2 separate regions of the Homo sapiens genome follow, and region 1 is linked to region 2. The links are chromatin contacts, found by Hi-C or POLR2A ChIA-PET in ENCODE. All regions are on one chromosome and are shown on one strand. The core of a region is the stretch at or near the end of the contact, and the rest is flanking DNA. Distances in the headings are between cores, read along the strand shown. Region 1 overlaps CELSR2 (cadherin EGF LAG seven-pass G-type receptor 2). Region 2 holds the start of ATXN7L2 (ataxin 7 like 2).

Region 1 (4,005 bases), core at 1,185-3,684, 220 kb after region 2:
CTAGCACACTGTAAGGAGGGCTGCCCACCCATCCCAGGAGCCCCACCTTCACAGCCATTGGTGGTGACCTCAGCAAAAGGGTTGTCACAGCGGTCACACTGACGCCCGATGACACCTGGCTTGCATGGACACTGGCCATCCTCAGGGTCACAGACTCTGGACAAGGAGCCTGTGGGGTAGCAGTCACACAAGAGGCAGGTGGGGCTGCCTGGGGGCCGGTAGTGGTTCTCCTGAGAAAGGAGGGAAGAACGGTGTCACTGGCCAGGCTCTCTTCCCAGGATGCTCATGGGTCCTTCTCAGCTGTGGCCCCTGTGGAGAGGGTCCCGACCTCAGGTCCCCTCAGGAGCAGTATTCAAAATAATTAACACTAGCAATGCTTTGGAGTTGAGCCCATCAGCGAGATGTCACAGAATCAGAACAGGCTGCAAACCACCACCACACCAGGCCAGAGCTCATGGGTTACACATTGGCCCAGGGTCCCCCTGCGCCTCAGACACACGAAGGTAAGCAGCCAACTGCCCTGCCTGTGAGAGCAAAGGCACAAGGCCCTCAGCTCTACAGGAAGACCCATCCCTACAGCCTGCCCTCTAGGGCCCAGGAGATGTGGACAGAGGCCCAAGTGGCCACAGTGGAGGCTTGCTTGGGGCTGTCACCTTGCAGTGGCACTCGCCGCTTGTCTTGTTGCAGTCTGGGTCAAAGCCTTTGCTGACATCACAGTTGCATGGGCCACATGTGGGATGTCCCCACCAGCCACGGGGACAAGGCTGGTCAATCCTGCAGAGAGGGACCCAGGTAGGCATGAGCTCCCCCTGCCACTCCCACCTAACCTAGGTGAGCCCTATGTGGCCCTTCTGACCCTGGCTGTGGATCAGCCAGGCTTTCGGGGCTCTGAGGGACACACCAGAGAGAAGCAGCAGCCACTGGGACCTGCTGCCACATGCCCTGGTCTGCTTACCTGGTCTCACAGTATGGCCCAAGGTAATTTGGGGGACACTCGCAGGTATAGCCATGGGGGGCACTGGGCTTGCGGGTACACACAGACTGGTGCTCACACGGGTTCAGGTCACACACATTAGTACAGTTGTCACCATAGTAACCTGGGACCAGAAGGACCAGAGAGGCTCATTCCCCCACCCTCCCCTGGCACCATCTTCCATCAAACCCTTCATCTGTTTCTTTCCACATAGCATCCTATCAGCTGGCTATGGCTTTGTTGTGTAGGCAACTAAGACTCAGAGAGGTGGTGTGATGCCCCATGCCCCAGGTCACACAGCAGAGCCAGCATGTGGCCCCAGGCACCTGATAACCTGCCCGTTGCCCTGGATCCTTAGCATACCTGGATCACAGCTGCAGGAATAGCTGTCCCAGTCGTTGCTGCAATAGCTGTTAGCAGGACACGGGTTTGAGTCACAAGGGTCAGGCAGGCTACAGCCTTGCTCCACGTTGATGCTCTCCCCATGGCTGGGATCCAGGCTGTTAACCCCCTCCGGCGTATCGCTCACCCGCACACCCTGGGAGGGACAGGAGCAGTGTTGCCCTCAGTGGAGCGGGGCTGCAGGTGGTGGGGGAGGGGATGGGAGGGCAGGGCAGGACACTCACCTGCAAACAGCCCCGAAAGCCACGGGCCACACCGCCGGCTGGCCCAGGTATTCCGCCCACTGTTATGTTGCTCAGGTGCAGACCATGCAGCCGGGGGCCCAGGTTGCCCTCTGCTCTCTGCTGCCCATAATCGAAGGACAGAATGGCATGGCCGGGCCCCCCGCTGGCTCCCAGTGCCAGCTGTGCATGGTGCCAGTCACCGTCATTGGCCCGGCCTGGCTCCAGACGGAGAGAGGAGGCCTGAAGCCCTGTGCCCTCCACGCTCAGCATCACGTGGCCCTCTCGTAGCTGACACCAGGAGGAAAGAAAACAGGGTCAGCAGACGGCCTTAATCACTGTTCTCCAGCTCACAGTTCCCCTTTCTGGACCATCAAACCCATCCCGCTGCCCAGCTGAGGCCATAGAGAGGAAAGCGTATTTATTTCCCTCAGGCCCAACAGGTGGCAGCATTGACCTTCCCAACGGATCCAGCGGCCTCTATATGTCCCCACCCCTGCCCAGGACCTGCCCAGCCACTTCTGTCCAGCCGCCTAGAGGCTACCAGGGCCCTATGGCCAGGCCAGGGCCAGCCGCCCTTCCATGCATCACCTGTAGGGTGATGGTGCTGCGCCCCCTGGTGATGGCCTGCAGCAGGACACCGTCGGCCTGGCGCGTGCGGAACATGAGGCTGAGGTACCAGGGTTGGGAGATGGGCAGCGAGAGGCCATGCCAGGCCACCAGGCTGCTGCCCAGGAAGTGCTGTGGATTGGCCATTTCTGGGGAGGCAGGAAAAGGCAGACTGTGACGGGTGGAGCCTCAGAGGGCCCTGGGGCTGTGATGCTCAGCGGTGGCGGCTGCACGGGAGGCAGAGCCCACTCCCCTCATCAGCCCCGCCCTCCAAAGTGCGTACCTGCCCTGGGACCGCCCCACGCTGTGCCCAGGCCTGCCTCTGACTGGCCCCTTTGTCTCCTGTGTTGCCCTTTCAGGGCTCTGCCCAGACACGCTTTTCCACCCACAGCCCCGCTCAGCAGAGCCCTGCCCAGTGCCTGCCCCAACCCTGCCAGTTCCCAGACTGTTGATGGCACCCAGGCTGTGGCCTCTAACAGCCGCCCCTCCTACCCTGGGCGCAGCTCTTGCCCCCAAAGCCCAGGGGGCACTCGCAGCTGAACGCGTCCCACTGGTTCACGCAAGTGCCCCCATTGTGGCAAGTGTTGCTGTCACACACGTTCTTCTTGGCAGGGCAGCCTGGAATGGAGAGAAGGCAGCTCAGTGGACCTGAGCTGGGGCTCTAAAGAGAAAGCCTGTGGCAGCAGTTAGAGAGGCCTCTGAGACCCTCCATTCTGGCATCCTCACACCAGGCACAGCCCCTCCTCTCAGCACTGGGATCCCAGCCTGGCTCCACCCCGGGCCCCCATACCAGGCACGGTGCCATTGTTGGCAATGAAGTCAGCCATGTCTATGTGCCGGCTGTCCACCTGCAGGTTCCGCATGCAGCCCACGAACTGCCGCATTCGGACTGGGAAGCTCTCGGGCAGGTCAGGCACCCCGCCTAGTAGCAGGGGCCCCGTCAGATCCAGAGACCTGGGGGAGCAAAGATGGTGGCGGCACAAGGGAGGGCTGGGAGCTTCTGGTCCTCCGCTCGCTCTGCCGCCAGGCCAGAGACACGAACGGCGTAGGCAGGTGTCCAAGAGGCCCTGCAGAGCAGTGCTCAGGAAGGGCGTCACCCCTACCTGGAACTGTTCTTGTCGAACACTCAGCCCCCTCCCCAGACTGCCCCACAGGGCCTTGCTCTGATTCCCCAGTCTTGACCCCATCCCCAGGGCTGAGCAGGGGCTAAGAGAGGCAAAGGGAGAGAGACCCCAAAAGCCCACCCTCTCCACCTTCCCTCCCTGCCTGGCCCTGCCCTCACTTCACCCCATCCCTGGCCCTTTCCCCTGCTCACTTCTTGCTGCCACCCTGGGTGCCCTGGGCAGCACAGGAGTAGTTGCCCAGGACAGATCCGAAGCGCAAGGCCACTCCTGTGTCACAGCCATCCACGGTCACCACAGCCACCTTCTGCTCTGATGGGCCCTGTGGGAGCCCTGTCTGACCCAACAGTGGCTGTGGACAGGAAAGAGCAGAGAAGGGGGACACTGAGTACAGAGCCCACTAGGTTCATGGCCAGCACACACTGGGTGCCTCTGTGTGCACCCACATGCCCAGACACACGTACACACATGCATATACACACACGTGTGCTCACGTGGTTTATGCATGTAACTACCTTCCTCAGTGTCCAAGTTTGCGGCTGCCTAGTGGAACAGAGAGCATCGAGCAGTGCCCAGTGGGGTGGGAATGCCCAGCAAGGTGGCACCTTCCCAGCCGCTCCCTTCCTCTCAGCCAGAAATGCCCTGACCAGCCCACCCAAGCCTGGAGGCAATGCCACTC
Region 2 (4,267 bases), core at 202-2,701:
GGGGTTGCCCTTGTACCTCAGTTTCTGGGTTAATGACAAAAACATCTTAGCTGTGCAAAGCAGCTTTTTCCCCATCCCCCTACCTCTCTCCTCCCCCCTCCCTCCTCTACGCCCCCTCCCTGTCCCTTGGGAAAAAAAAAATCAATTCTGAGTCACCAAACCCGTCTGACTCCATTTCCGGTTCTCAATGCACCCAGACCCTGACAATGGCCCCATCTTTGCCCACCCAGCATGGGGCAGCCCCAGGGTGGCCTGGGCTCCCACTTAGGTCTGCTCTCTGATGCCCATTAACAGATATGCTCCTTTCTAGGATGAGAAGATTGTTGACAATCTTATATAATATCCAGATTATGAGGGGTCGTGGGTTAGGCACGCAAGAGACAAGGGGCAGCTCCCACTCTAAGTCCGTTAAATGCAAGTGCGGGGAATGATGGATAGAACGAAACTGGGAGTCGGATGTCTCAGAGGAGAACAAGTGTCATTAGAGACCCCTCCGTGCAGTCTCCTCCTCCACCTCTTCTCACTTGCAAACTTCTTCAGGGGCGTGATGCCTGCTGTCACCCCGAAAGGCCACGAGGCCAGGTGCTCCCTGGGGCCCAGAAGACAAAGATCAGAAGAAGGGGCTGTAGGCCCGCTCACTAAGGCACTCAGGGGCCTAGAGAAGGTGAGAGTAAGAGCAGAGAGCCAAGAGGCAGGGCAAGAGGCCTGGGAAAGGACAGTGGGTTGGAGGCATGGATGGATGGACCGAAGGATGGAGGGAGGGAGGATAGATGGATGGACGGACGAACTAACGCGGAGAGGGCGGGGGTCTAAAAGCACTGCAGCTGCAGGCAAATGCCGAAAAGGAGCAGGAGGTGTGGGGCAAAAGGCGAAGGAACAAGGGGGGTGAGGAAGGGGGCACAGAAGTGGGGTGCGTGGGAAACACGTGGAGGACTGTTGCGGACAGGGAAAGCTGGAGGCAGGTGCAGGAGGGTCGCGAGCTGAGGGGCAGCAGGCAAGGAGAAAGATAAAGGCAAGCCTATATGGGGGCAGGTATTAGCGACTGGCAGAGGCAGAGGTTGGCAGGGTGGGCTGCGAGCGGTGAGCAGGCGCTAGGACCCGGAGGCGCGAAGGTGACGGAGCGGGCGGGCACTAGGACCCGGCGGGTCCTTTGTTTGGGGGGCCGGGGAGCCGGACGGCGGCTCCAGTCGGCGGCTCCCCTCAGCTGGCGGGGGCCCGGAAGGGGGGAGGGGAGATAGTGATGGGGTCCCCGGACTTTAGGGTGGCTTTACTCACCGTCAGCCGCGGGCAGGTCGGCCCGCTCCACCCACGAGCTCCAGCTCTGTCCCGCGAAGTCATCGAGACTCGGCACCCGCCGCTCCAGAGCGGCCATTGCTGCCGCCGCGCGTTCACGCACCGCCATCACCGCCGCGGACGCGCGCCCGCCCTGGCGCCGCCGCCGCGCGGCCCCCTCCCCCTCGCCCCGTCGCGGGCACGCCTCCCCTCCTCCCCACCTGCCTTTCCAGCGCAGTCTTTGCGCAAGCGCAACACAGGTTGCCTGTTCCCCGCGCCCCCCCCCCCCCCACCCACTCACAGCCTTCTGGGAAGTGTAGTCTTGGAGCGGATGCTATTGCCTACCGAGCTTGCAGCAAGAGTCCCTCCGAAATGCACAATTGCAGGGGGAAAAGAGAAGACCAAAGCTCCAGGACCTCCTCTTCTAACCCTTATGCACACATTATTTGTGCTACCAGTCCACTCTCCCAAGCTCACTGCATCTCTCCCCAGCCCCAAACCTCTCTGCCCAGACGCCCCTCTAAGCCGTGCGTCCGCCAGCTGGCTGGCGCCCCTTCCCGGGCTGGCGGCCACGAAGCGACTCCGCTCCCCTGTAGATCGAATAGGGTAGGTGCAGGGAGGTGGGCGCTGTGAATCAGAAGGGCAAGGGGAGGGAGTCTGTAGGAGGTGCTGAAGGACACAGGGGTGGTGTGGGGGAGGGCCTCGGCTCCCGTGTCGTGCCTCCTCTGTGGGAAACCCACGCTGCCCTGATGCAGAGCAGAGGGTTGGCGTGGCGTTGTCTGGATTTGAGAGGACCTGGCCAAGCTGACCAAGATCACCTGTCATGATGACAGGATGACAGAAGGCTGTCTCCGAGCCAGAGCCAGCCCCAGAACTGGGGTGGCCCCGAGGCAGCTGGTGTTTGCAGCATCTCTGCTGATCTGTCTCTCTTCTCTTGAGAACTGCGATCGATACCCTGTACAGCCTCTTCCCAAACCCTGGCTGGACCCTGACTCCATCCATCACTTTGCCTTCTTTTTCTAATGAATACTTTCTCTGCTGGAAGGGCTGCTTCTGAAGCCTCGGCATAGGGAGATTTCTCATCAGAGCTGTCATCTTCCTTGCTAAGGTCTGGAAAGTACCTTAATCATCCATTTCTTTCATCTTCTCAGCTGATAACATTTCTTCCCACCCTCACACAATCAGACAAAAGTCTGCCTACTCCATTTCCCGCCCCCCCCCCGCCGCCATCGCATTAAAAAAGTAATACTAATCCTTTTTCCTCCTCAACCTCTCACACCTCACCCCCGACGCTTGACCCTTTAGCTAAGGGGAAAACAAGTTGGGGAGCAAGACCTCAGATTTTCTTCTCCTTTTCATCCAGGGAAGGTGTAAGTACTTCAAGAATAATCTCTGAGGGCAGGGAATCTCAACCTGAGACCCACAGATGATCCCTAGGGCATCCAGGAATCAGGTAAAAATTAAATGTTCAATTGTACCCAAGGTATTTTTCTAGGGGATGTAAATGTAGTGTGTGACTCTCTGAAGAGGGATAGAGGTGCAAGTTTGTTCAACAAGAAGCTGATAGTTAAGAAAGTGAAGCATATGGCCCTCAACTCCTGACAGGAAGCCTGTTTGGGTCACAGATGGTAGGAGAACAAATGGAAACAGCTTTGTGGAAGCCACTATCTCTCACCTTTTGAGTTTGCTCCAGAATTGCTAATGAGTCCCAGTTACTTTGGTCTAATTGGGTGCCACCAAAAGAGGAGATGTCACTAGACCAGAGCCTGCTAGGAATAACTGCTCTCCTCTCTGCACCCCAAGCAACAGAGTCTGACTTTGTTGCTTGGGGTGCACAGTGGAAAGCAGTAGAATGATATCTTGGTGAAAGTCCTGATATTGGTTCAAGAACTTAAAGCAAGGGAGAGGAAGAAAAAATAAATCCCCGGAAGGACTCCAGTCTCAGATCCTTCATGGCAAGTACTTGCAGCACTGTTTATTCAAATATATAATAACAAGCACCAGAAAACAACATGCAACATTCTCCCCCCACCCCTGATCTGCAATCCCAGAAGTAGGAGGCTCATGACTATGATAGTGAAGGAAACTCATGTCCAGGAAAGGTCCTAGGTGGGCACCCTGGTGCTGGGTTAGAGTCTAGTGGGACAAAGGGCAAGTACCCTGCCCATTAGCCTCCTACAGCAGCTGGAGAAACCAGACACCTTCTTCTACCTCAGGCCCCACTTTGCAAAGCAGTGATGCCAGCCCTGGTTGGAGAGAACATGAGTCCTATGAGGCACTTGGCCCTGCCCAGCCCTCTGGAGGTAATGAGGTGAAGTAGCCTTTCCTCTTAGGGTGGCCATAGAGAGTGAGGCCGTAGCCTAAATCAAGGCTCTCCTGATGGAGAACAAGAGAGCCTCTTGAGAAGAAAGAGAACGAGGCTTCCTTGCTCTAAAGAGAGTCCTGGGCTGGGAGTCCTTGGCAGGAGTGAATATAATCTCCCCCCACCCCCTGCCCGCAACTGCTTTCCCTAGCTGAAGGCCCAGTTGCTAACTTCAGCCCCCAAATGAGAACACTACCCAGCACATTTCAAATAAATTATAAATACAGACACAGAATCCAAACAAAGATCCAGTAGAAGCTGCTCACAGACCCCCACAGAGGCCGGCTTGAAGAAAAATGAAGGTCACCCCTTTGTTCTCTGTGTCTCTGGAGCTGTAGGCAAAACTGTCCCCCCTTGTCCTTGAGTAACCATGGGGACAGCTCATGACAGAGAGTTTCAGACTTAAAAACCCTCTCACCCCATCTCCTTTCTTTCCTCCTCAAATCTCTTCCCCAAAATCTTAAACAAACAAACAAAAACTAATTCTTTCACTGAGGGACTCAAGCATTTGGGGATGTAAATCTCACCCTTTCCCCATCGGGAGGAAATGACTGGCCTGAAGTCAAAAGTCCTGACTCCTAGGTACCCCAGTAATGCACATGTTACTATGGATGGTGTTTAGAGAGGTGAGGA

Evidence for each region. Hi-C counts contacts between places; a loop is a spot of excess contacts on that map. ChIA-PET counts read pairs that join two places held with the same protein, here RNA polymerase II (POLR2A). Pooled maps may share reads with other maps.
Region 1: a loop to region 2 is called in a map of tibial artery, with 2.1 times the contacts of the local background. The contact joins the enhancer-like site here to the promoter of ATXN7L2 in region 2. A Hi-C loop is called at or near these places in 14 of 168 maps with a recorded cell type or tissue (CD4-positive, alpha-beta T cell, CD4-positive, alpha-beta memory T cell, CD8-positive, alpha-beta T cell and 11 more), 3 of 37 single-sample maps with no recorded cell type and 17 of 50 pooled maps. POLR2A ChIA-PET finds 5 or more read pairs at or near these places in 5 of 52 experiments (CD4-positive, alpha-beta memory T cell, HEK293, PC-9 and 2 more).

The regions. Positions count from the first base shown.
Region 1 is chr1:109,261,960-109,265,964 of GRCh38, reverse strand. CELSR2 (cadherin EGF LAG seven-pass G-type receptor 2) reads right to left here. Exons shown (of 34, transcript NM_001408.3): 6 at 3,521-3,678; 7 at 2,996-3,159; 8 at 2,698-2,823; 9 at 2,188-2,354; 10 at 1,600-1,887; 11 at 1,337-1,511; 12 at 956-1,097; 13 at 654-774; 14 at 47-230. Among named protein-coding and RNA genes, the nearest start is that of CELSR2, 14 kb to the right of the region's middle. RefSeq lists silencers at 635-821, 2,200-2,249 and an enhancer at 1,240-2,222. Within about 2 kb of position 2,434, at least 4 of the 41 ENCODE cell types and tissues checked have a DNase peak (open chromatin) inside an H3K27ac peak, as active enhancers do; they include dorsolateral prefrontal cortex and mammary epithelial cell, where a contact is called at or near this core.
Region 2 is chr1:109,481,089-109,485,355 of GRCh38, reverse strand. ATXN7L2 (ataxin 7 like 2) reads right to left here and starts at 1,451. Exons shown (of 11, transcript NM_001350175.2): 1 at 1,276-1,451. The coding sequence starts at 1,402. It overlaps SYPL2 (synaptophysin like 2), which reads right to left. Exons shown (of 6, transcript NM_001040709.2): 6 at 3,222-4,267. RefSeq lists enhancers at 742-1,361, 1,362-1,979 and a silencer at 1,379-1,548.